2 separate regions of the Homo sapiens genome follow, and region 1 is linked to region 2. A link is a loop called in an ENCODE intact Hi-C map of the cell type or tissue named here. Cell type or tissue: Calu3. All regions are shown on one strand. Links, peaks and the distances in the headings refer to the core of each region. The heading gives the core; the rest is flanking DNA.

Evidence for each region. Peaks named below come from ENCODE experiments on the same cell type or tissue, not always from the same donor. Only the 100,000 strongest peaks of a DNase experiment are listed, where the experiment ranks them.
Region 1: it touches region 2 in a loop (2.7-fold over the local background); 7 of 110 quality-filtered maps call a loop at or near these places.

Annotation. Positions count from the first base shown.
Region 1 is chr11:12,764,902-12,775,504 of GRCh38, forward strand. All of the region lies in intron 3 of TEAD1 (TEA domain transcription factor 1), which reads left to right. Among named protein-coding and RNA genes, the nearest start is that of TEAD1, 96 kb to the left of the region's middle. RefSeq lists an enhancer at 2,139-2,638 and a silencer at 6,901-7,195. In Calu3, for the core only: no CTCF peak of the experiment used is centred there; a DNase peak (open chromatin) is centred at 5,330.
Region 2 is chr11:12,718,768-12,729,370 of GRCh38, forward strand. The region is part of intron 2 of TEAD1 (TEA domain transcription factor 1); the gene reads left to right. Among named protein-coding and RNA genes, the nearest start is that of TEAD1, 50 kb to the left of the region's middle. RefSeq lists a silencer at 6,895-7,189. In Calu3, for the core only: no CTCF peak of the experiment used is centred there; DNase peaks (open chromatin) are centred at 5,174, 5,774, 6,084, 7,054 and 1 weaker place.

The sequences.
Region 1 (10,603 bases), core at 1,672-9,671, 46 kb after region 2:
TCTACTCTTTTTAAAAAGCCAGCACTTTTTTTTTTTTAAAACAACTCTGTACAGGCCAGAGAAAACATGTATGTGCATGGGCTTGATCAGCCTCTGAACCACCAATTTGCTACTTTGCTGCCAGTTTGCAGTTGAATGGTCAGACAAGGCATTAGCACCCTGGGTCACTGTCACCATCTCCCCTTCTTTGGGGGTTGCCTTGAAAGGCATTCTGAAGGAAACACCAAGAGTGCCAAGGAGAGAGAGACCTGTTAACTATTTGGCTCTGGATGCCTAGGGCAGCAGCAAGGATCCACCTGCCGGTCTGGGGCTTGCTTGCTGGGTTTGGGCACCCCCTAACTTCCTTCCATAAATGCTTCCAGCTGCAGACCTGTACTTTTTGGCTGCTTACCTTTTGGGAAGCAGATGGCAGGTGTAGTTGCTTGAACATTCTGCTTGTCTAATTGAGCACGTTGAGTTGACAGAGTTCGCACTGTAGCTGAGTCTAAAAAGATGCAAACACAAATAACCTAACCTCAAAGAGAACTGGCTCAGTATTTTACCTGAGGTTGTTAACTTCTCATGGGAGTGATTATTTCTGAACAATTGGAAGTCTTTTTTGTAATAAGGTGTTGTACCTTTAATACTGCACTTCCTCTGTCAGGAGCCGTAGGAGACTGTGGCTTCAACTAGCACACACTGCTAAGGAGAAAGCAGATGGTGGTGCAGCTGCCACCAGCTGTGCCCCCACCCCGCCCTCCTCCTCTCCAACTTGGATGATGTAATGGAAACAAGGAAAATTTTGCTTTCTGCAGCATTGGAGTCTCTCAGCCTGTCACACACAGGGGAGAAGGAGACCCAGGCCTTCAGCATTTGTTTTATGCTCCCATAATATCCTTTGTAGCCAGGGAAGCCTCTTCGTATCTGGTGAAATGGACTGGGGATGAAATATCTCAGCTACTATGGGAAGAGTGTTTCAGGGCCCTAGATTTTCTCTATGTCTGGATCTTTCCTGGTCTCTTCATCTCAGCCTGGCTATTTGCTTTGTGGGTCTTATTTTCATACCTGAAAATGCAGCTCCCTTTCTTAAAGGCAGAGAAAAGCATTTTAATCTTTGAAGCTTCTTTGAAGATGATTTTATTATGGGTAGTGAAGGGTAGCCTTGGGACACTACCTTGTACAACTCTCATTTGCTTACCCAAAAATGGTTTCAATTTAAAACAAAGGCATAGTATTAGAAATCCCAATGGGGCATAACCACTGCACTTCATTTCCCACAGGAAATACTGGGAAAGGTCCTGTCCTTTCAGGAATAAGGTTTTGGGGCTGAGAACATAATTCAAAGCACAAGTTAACTTTTGTCAACTCCAATTTTGTATTGTTCTCCATTGAGATTTTAGTTTATAGACAGCAGCCCTGGTGGATTTAACCAATTTGCCTATAATTCAATTATATAAATATTTTTATGTGAAAATAATTGTATAAGAGCTCTTGTTGGTAATTGGGTCTCAGAGGCAGCAGGCTAAGAAGAACAAAGAGAAGCTTTGGATGTGAGTAGCTGTATCAACAATGAACTTGAAGATTTTACCCTTGGTCTTGGTCTCAGTTTTCTTCTGTGTAAAATAAGATAGTAAAGTAGTTGATGATGTCCATGGGTCCTTTGGACTCTTCCATTTTGTGATGCTATGGTTTTGTTTCTTGTCACTGAGCAAGAGGGTCAGTTTTGACAAATGTGGTGCTGCTTGGGAGCCTAGCCTGTCTTGGGTACCCAGTGTAACTTAAATTCTGAGTGCTTCCTGAGTGTGCATGGTTTTGATGTATGGATTCTTTTCTCCTTAACTCAGCAGCACATTTAGTGACCGTGTTGGTGGCTAACCTGATTTAAAATGGGACAGTCCTTTTGAGCAAGCAGCATTAGGAATTTTAACTCATTTGGAAGAACAATCTTACTGGTTGTGGGTTTTTCAGCAAGTGGAGTATACAGCCTGGGAGAGTGTGTATCCTAATTGGGGCTCAGAAGATGCGTTGGATGCACTGTCCTGCAGCCACCCCCACCTCCAGGCAGCTGCCTTGGGGAGGAAACATCCCCCCTGAACTCCCTGTCTCTGGTCGACATGAGGAGCTTTGCTTCTACTGCTACCTTGGAAGGGAACCATGGTGGTTAATGGGACTATTGGTGGTGGAGACTGGACCCCTTAAGAGGAACTGCCCTGGTTGACTGGGAGCTGCCTCTGACCTGCCTGTGACTTGGAGGATGAGAGACAGTTGACTTGGGAGTCTCCCTGTTGAGGCCCCAGCCACTCGAGAACTGAATCATATGAGCAGTGTGGGGCCAGAGCTACTGTCCTGGGCTTTTGGCCTGTTCCCCATCTTACCATACATGAATTGGGACACAAACCAGACCAGGAGTCAGGGTTTCTTAAGGCCTTAAAGAGCATACTTTTTTTCTAAGGGTTCTGAAAATGAAAACATTTAAAGCATTTTTGAATTCCATGCAGTAAAATAAAAACGGTTTAGTCTTTTAGTGAAATACCGAGTGTTTTTTACTTGAAAGGGTTATGGTTATTCCAATATTTCAGAGCATTTGTAGAGTGCTTTGTGATGTCACTAATCCTGAGCCATTGGAGAAACAAGGTCAAGTGATTTATTTTGGTAATGAAATTTTGTTCGTGGTTGGCAGTAGGGCAAATGCAGTCTTATAAAGGAGAAAAAAGGACAACTCTATGATGAGGTTTTTGGCCACCGGAGGAGGTGGCTTCATTCGCTTTCTGCTAACTTGGTCTTTGGGGAGCTGAGACTTTATGTGTTTGGGCTGTGTGTGGATAGGTGGCTTCTGCTGTGGGCACCCTTATGTGTAGGCAGTCGTTTTTATGGATTACTAGAAGGGGTACGAGATGTCCTTTGACCTGGTTCCTAAGGGCATGTGTGCTCAGTCCCTGGGGCTCTCTCTTTCTCTGTGCTTGTCTTTTTCATTTTTTGTTTTTACACAGCTACGTGTGACTCTTTTCCTGGTAGATCATGGGAGAGGAGATAGATAGCAGGAGGACAAGATGAGAGGGAAGTTCTTGATCAACAAACTTATCCAGAATTGGATTTCAGAGGAGCAGGCTGTAGTTTAAAACAAAACAAAATAGATAGCAAACCACGGGAACACCTGAATTTGTTACTTTTGCAACTGAAAATCCCAGTCAGATAGACCCCATAATCAAATAGGGCAGGGACAGGAACTAACCTTCACTGGTTGCTTGCTGTAGAGGCAGAGAAGTATATAACACTTAACAGTCTGGACTCTATAAATAATATGAATCCTGGCCCTGCACTTCTAGATATCAGATTTTTATCGAGTTACCTTACTTCTCTGTCTCAATTTCCTCAACTGAAAAGGAGGATTAGATAGATCTTACTGTGTAGGATTATTAGAAGAATTAAATGAACTAATTGTTATCTGGAACACCACCACCCCCTGCAATGTTTGAACTGTATCTAGCATATAGTGAGAGGTATGTAAGTGCTTATGAACTGAAAACAAAGAAGTGCTCTCTGCCAAGCACTATGCTAAAGGCTCCACATACAATTCTGTCTAATGCTCTTAACAATGCTTTGAAGCTGGTATTATCATCCTCACTGTATAGACAGGAAGCTGAGTCTGAGAGGGGTAAAATGGCTTGCACATGGCCAATATAAATGGTATAGCTAGCAGGTTTCAAATTCAGGGCTGTCTGACTCTACATCTTGGACTTTTCTACTGAGCTTTTGTTCCTTCCTTGGTAGAGACCGTTATACATAAATCCAGTGAATCAGTATTGAGCCCCAGCGCAGCTGTATTCCAGCCCTGTGCTAGGGGTTGTCAGGGATACTGTAGTGAACCAGACAGACATGGTCCCTGCCCTCATGGAGCTATCTCAAGTTCATTTGCAGGAAACTGACCTGAGGTCAGGACTGTGTGCCAAAGCTTTCTGAGAAGTTTGAGAGCCCTTTGAAGATGGTCACCTTCCACTTAGCCTTTTGAAGCCTATTCTTGGCTACCAAGGTCGAGGGCACCTGGCCTGTTGCTGGCAGGAAGAAATCATCTCAAATAACATAGCGGAGAGGATCCCAGATCACAAGCCTGGCCTCGGTAGTGGCCAGGAGGATGTCTGGAAGATTCTAGTGCCCTAGGATCCTATAAGCAGTCTGGGCAGAGCTGTTGCTTCCAGACATCTTCCTGGCCACTATTGACTTTCTCCTTTTGCAAGCAGATGTCTTCAGGATCCTTGCTTAGGTCAGCTCCAAGGAAGGACCCTTTCTTACTGGGATACCAGGACTACTGGTCAGCCCCAGAGACCTGAATTGTGAGGACCAGCGAAGATGAGGGGGAGGGTGTCTCTAGTCAGTCCTCCCCCGCTGCTGACCTGTGCCCTGCCCACCAGGACAGCATAGGACTTAGGATTGCATCTTTCTTTACTTCATAGGAGCAGAAGTCAGAAGAGGAAAGAGGGCTTTTTAAATGAGGTAGTGGCAGAACTGACAAGGGGGTATCAGAATGAGAGTGCACACAAGTAAGTGGGAGTATGTATTGATTAGTCAGTACAGCAAAGAGACTGAAACCTGTGGTCGCTACACTCCTCTGGATGCAGAGGACTGGTCAAAAAATTGCAGAATCATCCTTTTATAAGATAGTATGTTCTCATAACAGCTCTTTGAGGATCAGGGAGGTAGGCTTTGTCAGTGGAGGCCCCAGAGCCCTGGTGTGGAAATGGCCATAGACTCCCAGCCCTGGAGGGTCTCCAGGCCTTGGCAAAGTGTTCTTCTCGGAGCTCCATATGAACATCATGTGGCATCTTTGATTTCCTCTTTCGGACCTCTGATTCAGGGTGTTATTTCAAGTTAATTGGTTAGAAGCGTGAAACAAACAGCTATGTGGTAGAACAGGCTAGAAGCTCCCAAAGCCGGGACCCCACCGATCACAGGATGTATTTCAAGGCCTGGAATATAGAAGGTGTCAGTAATGTTTGCTGAATAAATGCTTATGGGAGATGAATTATGGTTCAAACAGAGAACGTAGGTGATTAAGCCTGTAAGCCCTGAGGGCCTCTCCTGTGGGAGGAAGTGGCTAGAAAAAAAGAAGGAAAAAAAGAGGAAGATGTTTATTTAATGATCTTAGATTGAGAAAGAAGAAGCCCTATTTTTTATGTTGGCAAATGTTAGTTGAAGAGATAGAAAAGATTTCTGCACAAAATATGGACAATAGCAGAGCAAGGGTTAATTCTGGAATGCTCAGAACAGATGAGTAATGGGGAATTTTTGAAATAGTTTGGTTCCTGTGAGAATAGCAGGGCCAGCGTCATCAGCATTTTGATTGGGAAGCTTAATGTGTGGGGGGTATGCAAAAGTGTATGCACAAGGTGTGAGCTCATGTGCAATCCGGGTACAAAGTAGCTAATTAAAGATGGCTCAAGAATTGGTCATAAGGGAGGTAGAAGGAAAAGAACATGAAAGTATTACCAAGTTATGCTTTCCAACAGCTTTTCTGTGGCAGTGGATGAGCCCTGGGATTCAGGAAGATGTGGATTCATAAATCATTTATTGAGGGCCTGCACTGTGCTTTGAATGTGATGGGGACAACAGACATAAAATAACTTAAAAAGCTGACCTGTGTGAGCAGTTAACATACCAGGCACTTTCCCATTGCTATAGGATGTGCGATCTTGATTATTCCTCAAAAACAACCCAATAATATAGGTACTGTAATTATGCCCATTTTGCTGCTGAGGAAAGTGAGGTCCAGCAAGGTCAAGTTATTTGCTTGAGGTCACATAGTAAATAAGCTGTGGAGCTGACATTTACAACCAAGCCAGTCAATACAAATGACTCCAATATTGATATGGAAGGAAGTATATTCTGTACTAGAGATATACCTGGTTTAGTAGTGGAGCAGCACAAAGTGTGATCATTTATGATTGGGGAATTGACTTGTATATGTTTGAGAATGAAAGAGAGCATGAGACAGACAGACTTAGCTAACTTTGAACTTTGGGAAAAAGATCATGTAGCGGTTTTTAAACTTATTTTGGATTATAGATTATTTTGGATTTCCACCCCTTGGAGAATCTGTGGAAAGCTATGGACCCTTTCCCCCAGAAAAATCACATATTTGTATGTAGTTTTAGGACTGTTGCATGTAACTTCAGGCAAGTTCTGGAGCACAGGTTCAGACTTGCCCCATTGGGGAAAAGGAGAAGGGAAGGGCATTCTGGCTGAAGGAACATGTGATAAAGGCATGGAGGCCTGGAAGGGCACAGCCCTGATGTGCTTAGAAATGAAAATATCTCCTGGGGGAGGGGTACAGGAGCCAGCATTGTGTCGTTGCGGGTCCGAGTGCCATGCCAAGGTGCCTGGCACTCATCCTGGGGGCAGACGGAAGCCATTACATTTTTTTCAGGAGAGATGACATGTCTCAGCCTGTGTTTGACAAAACTAGATCTGAAGGCGTGAAGACAAGTTAGATGGCTGTTACAGTAGTCCGGTAGGAGAGCCTGAGGCCTGCACTAGGATGCAGGCGGTGCTGGTAGGAGGAGGGAGTTTCAGAGATAAAACCAACAGAATTGGCTGATGGGATGAGATTTGTGAAAAAGAAGGAGTTTGATTTCAGGTTCCACTTCTGGCTCATTGGGAGGATGGTGGTACTGTTAAGCGAGATGGGGAGTGGAGGCAGGAGAAGCAGGTTTGTAGAGAAGAGAGGAATGAGGAGTTAAGTTTTGTCATATGCTTGATGTACTGGATGACCATCCAGATGGAGATGACCTGTAAGGAGTTGGAAATTCCTGCCTAGAGCTCAGTCAGATTGAAGTTGCAGGGGTAGTTTGGAGCCTCATCATCAGAGAAGTGATCTGATAATGGCCTGTGATGCCCAGGCTCACAATTTATCAAGGGCAAAACTGGCATGGATATTAAATGGAATGTCTGTAGCACTGGGAGAGTAAAGTGATTGCCTTTTTCAGAAAAGGGAAGACAGATTAGTGGTTCCCAAGGCTCACTATCAACAGAAACACTCAAAGAGCTTAAAAGACAAAACAACTACTGACTAAGAATATCTGGGAGTATGGCCTGGGAAACTGTATTTCTAAATGCTCCCTGAGTCATTTGGGTGATCAGCCAGGTTTGAGAGCTGCTGGGCTAGCTGCAGTCTGGGTCCAAGAAGACAGGACCACATTTTTAGAGTGATAAACAAGTGAGCAGAGAATGAGGCTAACATTTGAAGCAGTCTTTATGAGGTTTTGGTGCAGGAAATGAATGACGCTAGTTTCATTCTTCAGTTTATGTTCACTTTCTACCTAGAGGGAACATTACCATGACCAGGTCTTCAGAGAGTTTGACCATGCATGGAAGGAGACACGGTATCCTGAAGGGCAGAACAAATTAAGAGAAGACTTTTTCTAGGACAGGGGAGACACTTGGCCATTTGGTTAGTTGGGGAAAAGAATTTATGAGTTGAGGATGTATTTGATGGAGCAAAACCCAGAAGAGACTTTAAAGGGAAAGGAGCCTCTTTTCCTCTGATGCAGAATGGAGGAGGATGGGGGGAGGGCCGAGAGGGGGCCTCATTGCTTCTCTCAAATGAAGGTTATTGTGGGCTTTTGAAAAGTAGAGCAAGCTTAGTACAGATGTACAGTATAGATGTTATCATTGACAGACAGGGATGATTAAAAGAACTACTCAGCAGTGAGTATTAGCAGAGAGTATTACTTTCTTTTTTATTTGAAATTTTTGTTGAGATACTGTAGATTCACATGCAATGGTAAGAAATAATACCCAAAGGGATCCTTTATGCATGTTGCCCATTTCCCCCCAATATGGTTACATTTTGCAAAACTGGAGTGTAATATTGCAACAAGCGGGATATTGGCATCCACACAACCCAGTGATACGACTCAGATTTTCCCAGTTTTACTTGAACTCGTTTGTGTGTGCGTACTAAGTTGTGTACACTACTTGTTGTGTGTTAGTCTTGTGCAGGTTCATGTCTCCACCGCCACAATCAGAATACAGAACAGCTCCAACACCACAGGACCCGGGTTGCCCTTCTCCCTAACTGCTGGCAACCACCGATCTGTCCTCTGTTTATAAAATTTTGTCATTTCAAACATGTTATATAAATGGAATCAGACTACATGAACCTTTTGGGATTGGCTTTTTTTCAACTCAGCTTAATTCCCGGGAGATTCATCCAGGTTGTGTGTATCAAGTTTGTTCCTTTTTATCATTGAGTAGTATTCTGTGGTGTGTATGTACCACAGTTTGTTTAACCATTCTGCTGTTCAAGGGCATCTGGGCTGATTCCAGTGTTCAGGCATTTCAAATCCACTGTGAACATACACGTATAGGTCTTTGTATGAAACTAAGTATTCACTTACATGGGATAAATGCCCACGAGTGTCATTTGCTGGCTCATATGGTATTTGTACATTCAGTATTTTTTTCTTTTAAACTGCCCAAGTGTTTTCCAGAGTAGTTGTACCACTTTACATTCTCACCTGCAATCTAGTTTCTCTGCATCCTCACCAGCATTTGGTGTCATCACCATTGTTTATTTTCATTGTGATAGGTGTGTAATTGATACCTCATGTGGTTTTAATTTGCATTTCCTTAAAGACTAACGATGTTGAACATCTTTTCATGTGCTTATTTGCCATCTGTATATCCTCTTCAGTGAAATGTCTGTTCATGTCTTTTGTTCGTTTTCTAATTGGAGGGTTTATGTTGTTACTGTTGTGTTTTTGGAATTCTTTTTTCTAGATACAACTCCCTTTTTTGGATATGTGGTTTGCAAAGATTTTCTCCTTATCTGTAGCTTATCTTTTCATCTTTTCTCATGGGCAAAGCAAAAGAACTTTTAGCAGAGCAAAACTTTTAACAGCGAAAGTTTTAATTTTGATGAGGTCTTATTTATTAGTTTTTCCTTTTGTGAGTCATGCTTTTGGTGTTGAGTCTGAGAACTCATTGCCTAGCCCTAGGTCCTGAAAATTTTCTCCTGTGTCTTGTTCTAAGAGTTTATAGTTGTATGTTTTAAATGTAGGTCTGTGATGCATATTACTTGTGAGGGAACCCATTGTCATGATTCTGTGATTTTCTTTACAAGAAGGTTATTGGGTTTATTCATATTTTGACAGTTGTTATGGCTTGGTCGTAGGAGTCTAAGTTGGGAAAGTGACAGGGTGAAGCTGGAGGGGCTGGTAGGCCATGAGGCATGCTGTTCAGAGGCTCTGGTGCATGTAGGAGAGGAGGCAGGACAGGAGGCTCTGGTCATGCATGGGAGAGGCAGCACTGAGATTAGAGATGGAAAGATTTCAGGGGATGAGTTTCGAGGTGTGGCCACAAATACGGTCAACTGATGTGAATGTGGGCGATGGACATGGGAGATGAGGAAGCAAGGCACTGTGAAGCTCATCCACAGTGACTTGATTAATCACTTAGATGCTGAACTTCACAGTGGTAAAGTGTGCATTTTTAAAGAAGGTACCGAAGTAAACCAGGTGCTGAGGGATTTCTTTGAGGAGTACATGGCCCCATGGATATGCATGGAAAGATGTTGATAGAGTGTAAGTGGTGTCTAAAAGCAGAGAGCAGAACAGTGGGACAGGAGGTATATCAAGGTCAGAAGAAAATGCCAACATTTCTACCTTCCTCTTCCCAAATTCTTCAGTTGGTCCAAAACTATACCTGTTTGTGATGTATAGTTATAGTTACATGGGCCAGCCATACAAGCTCTTTGAGCCTTGTTGCCATCACCAGTAGAATGGGGCTGGTAAGTCAGCATGTTTCTTTCTACCTCTCAGCAATGTTGAGAGAAAATGTAATTATGTATGAAGAAGTTCTTTGAATTCTTAAAATTAATGGTTTAATTAATTTAAACAGAAAACCAAATATCGCATGTTCTCACTTGTAAGAGAGAGCTAAATAAGGAGAACACATGGACACCGACACATAGATGAGAGCAATAGACACGGGGCCTGATGGAGGGTAGGAGGAGGGAGAGGATTGGGAAAAATAACGAATGGGTACCAGGCTTAATACCTGGGCAACAAAATAATCTGTACAACAAACTCCCATCACACGACTTTACCCATATAACAAACCTGCACATGTACCCCTGAACTTAAAAGTCAAAAAAAAGGAAGTTATATCATATTTTAAAAAAGTAATGCTTTTAGAAGTTAAGCCTGTTCAGGACTTGTTGGAAAAGTAGGAAAGAACACTATGGAACCATCAAACAGAGTTAAGCATCCCTAGTTCAGTTAGAGGGCTGTGTGGTTAAGGGAGAAATTGAGCTGAGCCCTCCTTTCTTAGGGTTTCTGTCAAAGAACAGGGGGACGGGGAGCTCCAGGGCAGACTTTTAGAGATCAGAGCCACAAATGATGGAAGGGACTGTTGCTGGGCAGAGGTTCATCAGGCCTCCCTCACAGTGGCCCTCCGCAGCATCAGAGGGAAGTAGAGAGTGGGTGGACATTTGTGTTCTTAGCAGCACAGGCCTGGATTCAACGATGTTTCTCTGTTCTCATCCCCACCGGACCCCCACCTCTAGAGCTTCAGTTCCTCACTCATCTGCTGCTGTGGCCTTCCATTTTACGTGAAAGCGTGTCTCTGA
Region 2 (10,603 bases), core at 1,797-9,796:
ATGGCTTTGTTAAATTGGGTTTTCTGTGACCCAGGCTTTTTTTAAAAGGAAAAATTTCATCAAATCCCAACAACTTTCATCCTAATTTTACCTGCTTAAATCTCTTCCTGCACCCTAACTTGGGTTGAGTGGTATAAATTTTACTTTCTGATGCTTTATGTATATCATCATAATTGTTTAAGGACATAATTCTTAATTAAATCTAAAGAGCTTGAAAACTTTGGGGTTTTTTTTTTAGGGGGGGGAGTCCAAGGGTCTTCTGAACAACGCGTTTTCAAATGTGGTTGGTTTCTGGGATTCCCAGGGGTTGGGAAGCTGTCTCTTTGATGGTGACATTTCCAGGAATCAGGACAGGACTCAAGTCCTGGCTTGGGTCATTCCCAAGCCCCCTCCTCCGCAGCCTGTGTTTAGCTGACTCTGACCACAGCTAAACATGAGAGCAGTTTGGGGAGGTGATGGAAGGTACCTGGGGACCTTTGACTCTGCCTAGTGGATGAGGGACTGTGGTGGCTGCATCCTGTGGAAATGATTGCGTCCTGTGGAGGAATGCTCTTGTCTCACAGTGGGAGTAGGGAAAGTGGCTTCTATATGCTCACATTAACAAGGGTGAGATTCTGTCCCATGAGCTTCCTGAGAGAGATCCCGCTTTTGCTCCACCTCATGCCTTGCTGAGTGCAGGCAGCTCAGCCACAGTCCCTAACCACACATTGCGGCTCTCTACCTCTTAAGCTATGCTCCTTGCTTAACTCCAGATGACTTTCCAGCACATTGCTGACTCTCCCCTTTCTCTTTCCAGTCCTTTTTTTTGGGGGGAGGGGGGGCGGGGGGCTGTGTCAAAAAGGTCAGGCTAGGGGCAGGGATTTGTTTTGTATTGAAAAAGACAACCAAGGCTGAGGTAAATCTTGGCAGCCTTTTCAGAATTTAATCTGGGTGAAGCCGTGGGTTGGACATGGGGTAGGGGTATTAGGATATTGGTTCAAACTGCGAAGAACTTGGCCAGCTATACAATCTTGAGCTAATAGCTAAAAAAACTCTGACTTGAAAATTATGGTTTGTGAAAAAACATTGAGGGCATAGCCTCCTGAAAGAGGGGAGGGCTGAGTAGGAGGAACATAGTCCAGGTGGCATGATCTGTAATGAAAATTCAACTTTGCAAACCGGCGTGTGTTTGGAAATCTAATGTTTTTTTTTTTTTTTTTTTTTTTTTTTTTTTTTTTTTTTTTTTTTGGGGGGGGACCCAGCCATGCTGTGTCTTGTAGATCTCATAGCCAGTAATCTGCTGAGGTGGAGCTCTGGCCTTGGTCTCTCCTGGTAGTGAGGGGCATCTCTCATTATATAATGTTGCTCTGCTAATTAAGTCAGGAATAATGTCTATGGCATATTTAATTTCCAATTAGACTACTTTATGGATCAATTTGAATTTAATGTTAAATCTAATGTGGAAATCATTAAAAAGTTAGATCTCTAGAGAGAGGAATAGGCACTTACTCTGACTATTAAAAATAACAGTTAAGGTCATGTGTTAATACATTAAGTGTTTTTATGTGGACTGGGAAGAAATTAGTAGAGAATGCAGAACATATAGATACATAGATAGTCTGCATGCTTGTGATTTGGGGAAAATTCTGGTGTTCAGATCAAATTCTACAATGCTTATAGTAACTGCTGCAACAGATATCATTTACTGCAACTTTACTGTATGCCAGGCCCCTGGTGAGTACTTTAAATGTATTATTTAATTATCAGAACAACTCTATGAGGTGAGCATTATTACTCCCCTGTATAAATAAGGAAACTGAGGCTTGGAAGGTGAAGGTCTCATTGTCAGAAAATGGTGAAGGCAGGATTTGAATCCAAGCCAATTTCATTTCAAAATCAACTCTTGACTAGATTGAGGTGCTATGGAAGGTGCCCAATAATTGTAACCAGCAGAGCTCTGTAAGTGGTCTGAGTTTAAAGCCCATTTGCTTCTGAAGTGTTTGTTGCTGCTGATAATTTGAAGAATGGCATCAGCACTGCCATTATTGCTTTAAGGAACAGATATGGGCCCCAAGGTGCCAAGCCAAGACCCTCTCCCAGCATTCCCAGGCTAAAGGGACAGTCCTCAGAAAATGTGACTCTCTGACCATGACTTGTCTGAGGTCAGCCCCGACACTTCCTCTGGGCAACTTCTCAGAAGTTAACTCATCCAGCACCTTCAGTCTTGTGTGTACCTTGGATTTCCTTTGGACCTTGTATTCTTTATGGGTTATACTTTCTTGTATTCTTTTATTTTTCATGTTTGACTACCCTGTGTTTAGTTAGACAGAAGAATGTGGTTCTGAGTCCAGACTCTCACTTACTGCCTGGTGTATTGGACAAACCATTTAATCGTTGCTAGTTACTAGTCTCCCATGCAGTGTAGTTGTGAGGTTTCCTTGAGGACGAGTGAGTGTAGAAGCACCTGGCTCAGTGCAGGTGCAGGAAGAAAGCTTCCCTTCTTGCGTTCTTGTTCCCTCCCCTGTAGGAACAGCATCCATTTACTAATGAGATGACCAGGTTCAGGAGCACCACATTTTTTCTGGCTCTTGCGAGTGCCTACTGTTCATTTATGCAACCACTGTGTATGAGGGCACAGTATCTCCAGTCCCTGTTCTAGCAGCTGGGGTTACTTTGTGGAGTAAGAAGGATGATCTGCACACACCCCTATCCCCAGCATCCTGGAGCTGACACTATAGTGGGGAGGAGAGAAGGGGCAGGTTAATAAGCAAACAAAGAAAATAAATGCTGTATATAGTTGGATGTAGATACTCTCTGTCAGCTCACTCATTCATTCATTCACCCATTATTTCAACGAACAGTTCTAAATACACATTATGTTCCCAGCATTATGCTAAGCATGGACATGTGAAATTGGATAACGTCTGTTAGCCCAGGAATTATTTCAACAGAAAAAAAAAGTCTGGAAAATATAGATCACTCTCTTGTGTTCTTCCCTTTTGAACATCCTAACTCTTTAGGGTTAAATACTCATTTGAGCAAGTACAAGCTTCTAAATATACCCACTCCTCAAGCCCCCCGCCCCACTGTCCAGCAGGTTTTCCTGTTGATAGGACAGTGGACGTATGAGTTTGAGTGTTTGGCAGATGTTTGCATGATTCTTAGATCAGTGCTTCTCAAACATCCCTGTGCGTAAGAGTTGCCTGGGAGGCTGGTTAAATTCAGATTCAGGTGCCTCACTCCTAAATATTCTGATTCACTGGGTCTGGGTTGGTGCCAGTTGTCTGAGCTTTTAGCCTGCAGTGCAGGTGAATTGGTTGCAGGTGGTCTGTGAACCACACATGGATGAAACAGTGTCATATTCACACCAGGCTGGAAGAATGTTTAACCTCTTCAGTTTAAGGAGGAAACTATTTCCCAGGGAGTGGAGGGGCTCTGAAATTCGAAGCTACAGTGACAAGATGGGCCAGGACTTTTGAACAGAACAGATCTGGGATCTCATCCTGTCTCCACATCTCCTAAACCTGGTCATCTCCTCAGTAAATGGATGCTGTTCCTACAGGGGAGGGAAGAAGAACGCAAGAGGGGAAGACTCCTTCCTGAGTGCACACCATGCACTGAGCCAGGTGCTTCTACACTCGCTGTTCCTCAAGAAACCTCATGCAGGCAGCCTTGAATAGGTCATCCGGTAACATCCCTTTCCTCATCAGCCTGCCTTGCTAGGTGGGTAATGCTGAGAGATATGGTTGGAAAGACCCAGGCAGAGTATAGGATAGAGACTCTAGGGCTAGGTTTTGGTCCATGCTAAAAAATAACATACAAATTGGTTTCCCAAATTCCTGATGGATTATTTGAATGTGAGTTGAGTCGCTGCATATATACCCTGTGATTTCTCTCTCTTTCTTTTTTTTTTTTTTTCACAAAAATACACTATAACCGCAAAAAAGACAGTCAAACAAAAGAGGGAAAAAATTCATCCAGAACTAGCTCAGTACCCTAACACAACTGTTTTCATTTTAACTTTTAGCCCTTGTCTGTATGCAGGCATGTTTCTCTGTATCTGTAATCATATGTAGGCTCAATTTTGTATTCTGCTCTTTTCAGTAAACCTTAAGTAAATGCTTTCCAAATGGTTATGTAGTCTTCAAGATGATTTTTAATGATCTTACAATCTATCATCCCACAGGCTGAATTTACTTAACCATTCATCTACTGTTGGACATCTAGATTTTTTTTTTTCTGTAGTTCTGTGCTATTATAAGTAATACTTTGGGATATGGCCTTGTGCTTATTGTGGATTTTTTCCTTAGGGTGAATTCCCAGGAGCAGGATTTCTGGGTTAAAGGGCACAATTATTTTTTTGGCTCTCAATGGATATTGCTAAATTGCTTTCCAAAAGGGTTGTACCAGTTTATGATGCCACCAGCAGTGCGTGAAGGTACCAATTTCAGCATCTTGGCTTGCACTAGATAGTATAATTTTTACAAAAGTTTGGCTCAATGGTGCACATCGTTTAATTGATATTTCTTGGATTATGACAAGGTTGAGTATGGCTTTACTTACTATGTTTTGAGATTTTACTTAGTATTTTTGTTTTCTTACAGTCAGGACCTAGCTGTGGTTGAGGTCAGATTTTCTGTGTAGAGCTTTTCAGACTCTTGAATTTTACAGCGAAAAAACAAACCAAACTAACAAAAACCAAACCCAGAATTCATCTGTAAAATAAATACTTTGGACATATTTTGTGGTTGGATTAACTGTTCGTGATTTTAACTTCCTTATAGGTCATAAGTTAATAGGGCGGTATTTGGAGAGTAGCGGGGCTTTTCCTCTTCTCCTTAGATTCTCCTTTGTTCTTTCCCTCTACCATCCCCCCATTTCCTGTTTCCCTCCTCCCCTGTAAGCCCTGTTGTTGTCTTTTTGGAGATAAAACATAAAAGGATCAGCTTTTAGTCATGCTCCTTCAACTTATAAAATGTAGGTTGCCTAAATTATGTAGTACAGAGTGAGGATAAAGAAAATCACAGTATTGTAACACATTGCCTGTAACTGCTTTGCAAAAGCAAACGTCTCCCACGAAATCTTAGAAAGGTGTGTTTGAGGGTGTAATCTTGGCTTGTGGTGCAAGGGAGCCCAACTTGTTTTTCAAGTTGGTCTTGAATAAGTTTGTTCTTTCTGGAATGCTCGCCATCCTCAGTATGACAGAGTTCGCTTGATGACAAACTCTTTTACTCTCCTATACATACCATGGCCACTGAACTGGTTTGTTTATTTGCCTGGGGTAAATGATTGAAACACATTCCCCTTTGCAGTGGTGCTCAGCATTTGATAGATGATTCTTATTCCCCAGGCTCCTTCATGGTGATGCCAAGCCCAAGTCTAGCCTTCCAGTGGCCCCTGAGGCCACACTGTCCCCTCCGCAACAAACACTGAGAAAGACACACACTCTCTTGGGTGTGCACGTAGTTTATTGAGCTCGTGGGCTCTCCGTAATGCTGCCCCACTATGCGCATAGTAGGAGAATCCGATATTGGCAGAATAACTGGGTCTATGTACATAAAGTAGAATGATCGAGGCTCGATTTCAATTTAATTTGTTAATGAAACAAGATGGATCACATTTTCCCTTCCCGCACACCTCTCGGGCTGTTTGAGATGAGGCACAATTAATTTATTTGTACTGTCTGTGGAGGCGTATGCCAGCTAATGTAGTGCAAGAGCTTTTATCTTTATGTTTGTAATGAAGAGGGGCAGGCCGCTGGCAAATTGACAAGGAGTGCTGATGACTCATCCTCTGAATGCGAGTGCTTTCTTCTGAAATCATAAAATGCGCGTGCACACGCAAGCCTAGTTCCTGTTTGAAATGGACAGAACCCCTTTGGGAAAGTTCAGGTGCCTTTGAAACACTGCAGGGGAAAGAACAGGCCAGTGAGGCTGTTTCTCCGGCTCCCTGGCCTGTCTTGAGGGCAGAACCTCCTGCTCAGTGGGGGCCCTACTCTGGGATGGGAATTCCCATCCTCTCCCTGCCCTCTCCTCCTCGCCCCTCCTTTCCTTGGAAGGCTGGCTCCTTTGTACTGGTCTTTTGTGCTCCAGTAGGCAGCCTTCCCCACCTGCCAGGCCAGGTGCCTGGTTCACCTGGCGAGGCCTGTGCTTCCGGGGCTGCTCCCTAACCTTGATCCTGGGCAGTGCCCTGGGGCTTTGCTTTATGAGGCTGTGGATTCTGGGGCCTGGTTGATTTTAGCCTGGGAGTACACATGGGATTCCTCTGGCCTTTGCTTGAGTTCCCCAGGCCTGGGCTTGGTGGTGGCTGTGTTGTCACTCTGTTGATATGCCTCAGAAGAAATAGTTTACACAGTAACTAAAGTTGGTTTGGCCCTTTACAGTGTGTAAGGCTTTCTGGCATTAAAACAACTCTGAATTGGATATATTGTTACCCCACTTTATGGATGAGGAAATCGAGGTGCACAGAGGTTAAATGGAATGTCCATGATCAAGCAGCTAGCCGGTGGAAAGGTAGTGGGGACAAAACCTTGGACTTTAGAGTCTAAAACCTGACCTTACAATTTCTTTATAACATTCATTCATTAAGGACAAAATGAAACTTTTTCTGCATAAGAAATATATAAATTCTCTTCAAGAGTCATGTGAGAGTTTGACAGCGGACTAGAGTGACTATGGTTAACAACAACGTATTGTGTATTTCAAAGTAACTAAAAGAAAGGACTTGAATTGTTCCCAACACATAATAATGATAAATGCTCAGTGTGATGGATACCTTAAATTCCCTGACTTGATCATTACATATTCCATGCATGTAACAAAATATCACATGCACCTCATAAATACGTAAAGTATTACGTATCAGTTAAAAAAAAAATTAAAAAATATGTGAGTGAATATACAGATTTCTGTAGTTCAGTAGAATAACAGGAAATTCACAGGATGCTTTCTGGAGACTTAAAAGCAAAATGTTTGCAGTGGTCTGAGAAAGAAACCCTGAAGATTGTGGTCTAAGAAGTTTTCCTTCCTGTGTCAGATGCCTGGTCGAGCTGGTTGTACAGGAAGGCTAAGTGCATATGTCCCAGTCAGTCCTGTCACCCGGGTGTAAGCAACACAAATCACTGTGCATGGTTTTATTGAATTTCAGAGCCAGAAGGAACCATGGAGATTTTACAAATGAGGAAACTATGGCCTAGAGTGAGAGATTTTGTGTTGGGAAGAATTCCATTCATTTACCCAACCATCCTTCCACGCGTCCAACAAATATTTATTGAGCCAGTTTTGGGCTGGGAGATAAGGCTTAGGCTGTGAATGAAACAGGCACAGTCCTGTCTTCAAGGAACATAAAATAGCAGATGACACGGCTGAGCAGGAATGAGCATGGCATGGTAAGGGCAGTGATGAGTGAAGTCAGGGTAGCTTGAGGCACATAGGTGGGGCACATAACTATTGGAGTGGGAGAAGGTAGTTAGGGAAGGTTTCCTTGAAAGAGTGGTACCTCTGGTGAGACTTGAAGGATGTTGCTGAATGTCATTCTAAAAATGGAGAGGCTGTGTTGGCTGAGAATTGGGACGTCATAATTCTCAAATCCAACTGAAGTTGGTAAAAGGTTGTATGTGCTTGGAGACCGCAGATACTAGGCTCTGAGACTTAAATGCATGTAAGAAGTGGTTGCTCTAGGCCTGTGCTGTGCACTGGGGGAGTCACCAACCTTGTGCGCTATTCAGCACTAGGAAGGTGGCTAATCTGGGTTGGGATGTGTCATAAGTAAACAATGACCACTGAATTTCAAAGACTTAGTATGGGGGGAAAAAAAGTAAAACACATCATGAACAATTTTGGGCTGGGCACGGTGGCTCATGTCTATAATTCCAGCTCTTTGGGAGGCTGAGGCTGGCCAATTGCTTGAGCCCAGCAGGGGCAACATGGCGAAACCTCATCTCTACAAAAAATACAAAAATTAACCAGGCGTGGTGGCATGCGCCTGTAGTCCCAGCTACTTGGGAGGCTGAGCCTGGGGAGGTTGAGGCTACAGTGAGCTGAGATTGCTCCGCTGCATTACAGCCTGGGTGACAGAGTGAGACTCTGTTTCAAAAAACAAATGTATAATTTTGTTTATATTGATTATAAGTTGGATAATTTTTGGATGTGTTGAGTTAATAAGTTATTGAAATTAATTTCACCTGTTTCTTTTTATGTCTGAGAATGAGTCAGCTGGGTGTGGTGGCTCACAACTGTAATCCCAGCACTTTGGGAGCCTGAGGCGGGCAGATCACTTGAGGTCAGGAGTTCAAGACCAGCCAGGTCAACATGGTGAAACCCCGTCTCTACTAAAAATACAAAAATCAGCTGGACGTGGTGGTGCACGCCTGTAGTCCCAGCTACTTGGGAAGCTGAGGCAGGAGAATTGCTTGAACCTGGGAGGCGGAGGTTGCAGTGAGCCGAGATGGCACCATTGCACTCCAGCCTGGCGACAGAAACAAAAACAACAACAAAAAATGAGTCTACTAGAAACTGTAAAATGACAACTGTGGTTCACATTATAGTTCTGTGGGTGGGGATGCTGGATGGAGAGACTGACGCAGGAGAGGCAGCTCCATTGTTGGAGTGAGGGGGTTTTAGAATGAAGAGCTGTGAATCGGGTCCTGTGGGCCCTGGGGCATAGTCTGTGGTAGGCGCTTCGCATCTCTGAACCTTGCTGCCCTGTTTCTGACATCCCCTTAACTAACACCCATCCCACAGTGGGGACTGAGGATAAAGTCAGAATGCCTAGGAAAAGCATTTTTTAAAAATATTAAGTATGAAGCCATTGTGATCCATGGTTCTCTTTGTAATAAAAATTTGGGATTAAGGCCATATATACCATACTCTGTACTGTATACCGATAGTTCAAAAGACAGACAAGAAACCTGGCCAGTTATAAAATAGAAGGTCGAAGTGTGGGAAATGCATTCAGCACAGAATGAATTACAGAGTGGGAGTGGATCTGTGTGAGATGCCGTAGATAAGAAAATTCCTTTTCTGTTGCACTTGGCTTGCTCTACTCTAGGAATTCCCTCACCCTTACATGCAAGTTTGTATCCAGGCTTTCATAGTCCTTGTTCCTTGTTTTGTTTAGTCTCCAAAGGCCAACAAGGAATATCCATATCTTTTTTTTTTTAAATCTTCAAGTATTTCATATTGTATTCCTGAAACTCCACACTCATTAAATGCTTGAATGAATTGCCATTATACCACTGTTTCCTGAAAACCTGGGTGTGTCAGGCATCTGCTGGGCTGGTAGGATGATGATGGGCAGGACACAGCCCCTGCCCTCAAGGTGCTCTCAGTTGGGAATGAGACAGAATGCAGTGTGACCAAGCCGTAGTAGAGGTGAGCCTGAGGACTGTGGGAGACCTGAATAGTGTTCCTAACTGCTAAACGTGATTTAAAGGATGACTGAGTTAAAGACAGCAAAGGAGGGAGCTAAGGGACAGTTGTAGCTGCCTGGAGTGCACTCTGTTGTGATTCTCTTTTGGTCAGTGAGACTGTGGATCTGAGTTTGCATAGGATCCTGCCAGTCCCCAGGGGTCTCTAACACCGTGGCAACATTCGATATTAATGTTGCACCTGTATATTAGTTACACTTTTCATTGCTGGTTTATGTACTTCAAAGGTGTAGCACACAGATAGCCCTCCCTGATAGAGAATGACCCCGGTTAGTTGGAAGGCTCTCAGAGGACCAGTGGGGCAGAGACAATTCGGCAGCACTGAGCAGGGGGTATCTGAGGGGTATAAGGTAGCTGTGACCTGGCATAGAGTTGGCAGGCAGACAGTCATTTCAGTGGGAGATAGCATCTGATACTCATCCCTTCGGGCTAGTCTTGTAATAGCGGCAGATAAATAAGCTGCCTCCAGTGTGTTTCCAGAATATCTCTGTCTGCAAAATGTCTTTGAGGAGATGTTTGACTTGCAAGCCTGTGGTTGATAAAATAAATACATTTTAAAAATGTAAACCTCTCTGAAAGAGGTTTTAGTCTTTTCTCTCCCCAGGGAAAAATAAGGCCCTTCTTTAACCTCTTTTCTTCCCTAAGTGTAGAATTCTTGCCATGCTTTATAAGAAAAAACATTTTTTGGAATGTAGCACCTGTAGAAATATAAAGGGGTTGTGCCCAAACCATTGGACCATGGCTATTGTGTGGGTGGTTTCTTGGATGTTTTGTGAAGAGGTATCAGCCCTGACACCTGCAAAGCTGGAGGAGCTGGACTTTAGAAGTGCTTACATTGTTTTTAGCTGAATTCTGAGGGCAGGCAGCTGTAATGAGTGATTCTCTCTAATATTAGAGGAGCCTTGCCATTCAGTGACATCTGCTAGAACAGGACTTGGTGCCTGGAAAAGTACCTCACACAATGTAGGAACTTCATATATAGTTATTGAATGAGTGGATAACTGAATAAGTAAGTGAATGAGTGAATGACTAGGGCCCTTTTCTGGGCTTTCAGATCATGTGGACGAGATTCCCCAGGCCTCTCTCTTGCTGCTTGAGGGTAGTCTGTGCAACAGCAGCGTCAGCATCACCTTGTTAGTGTTTCTGAATCCTGGACATCTTGTTAAGCATGCAGATTCTCATTCAGTGGATCTGGGA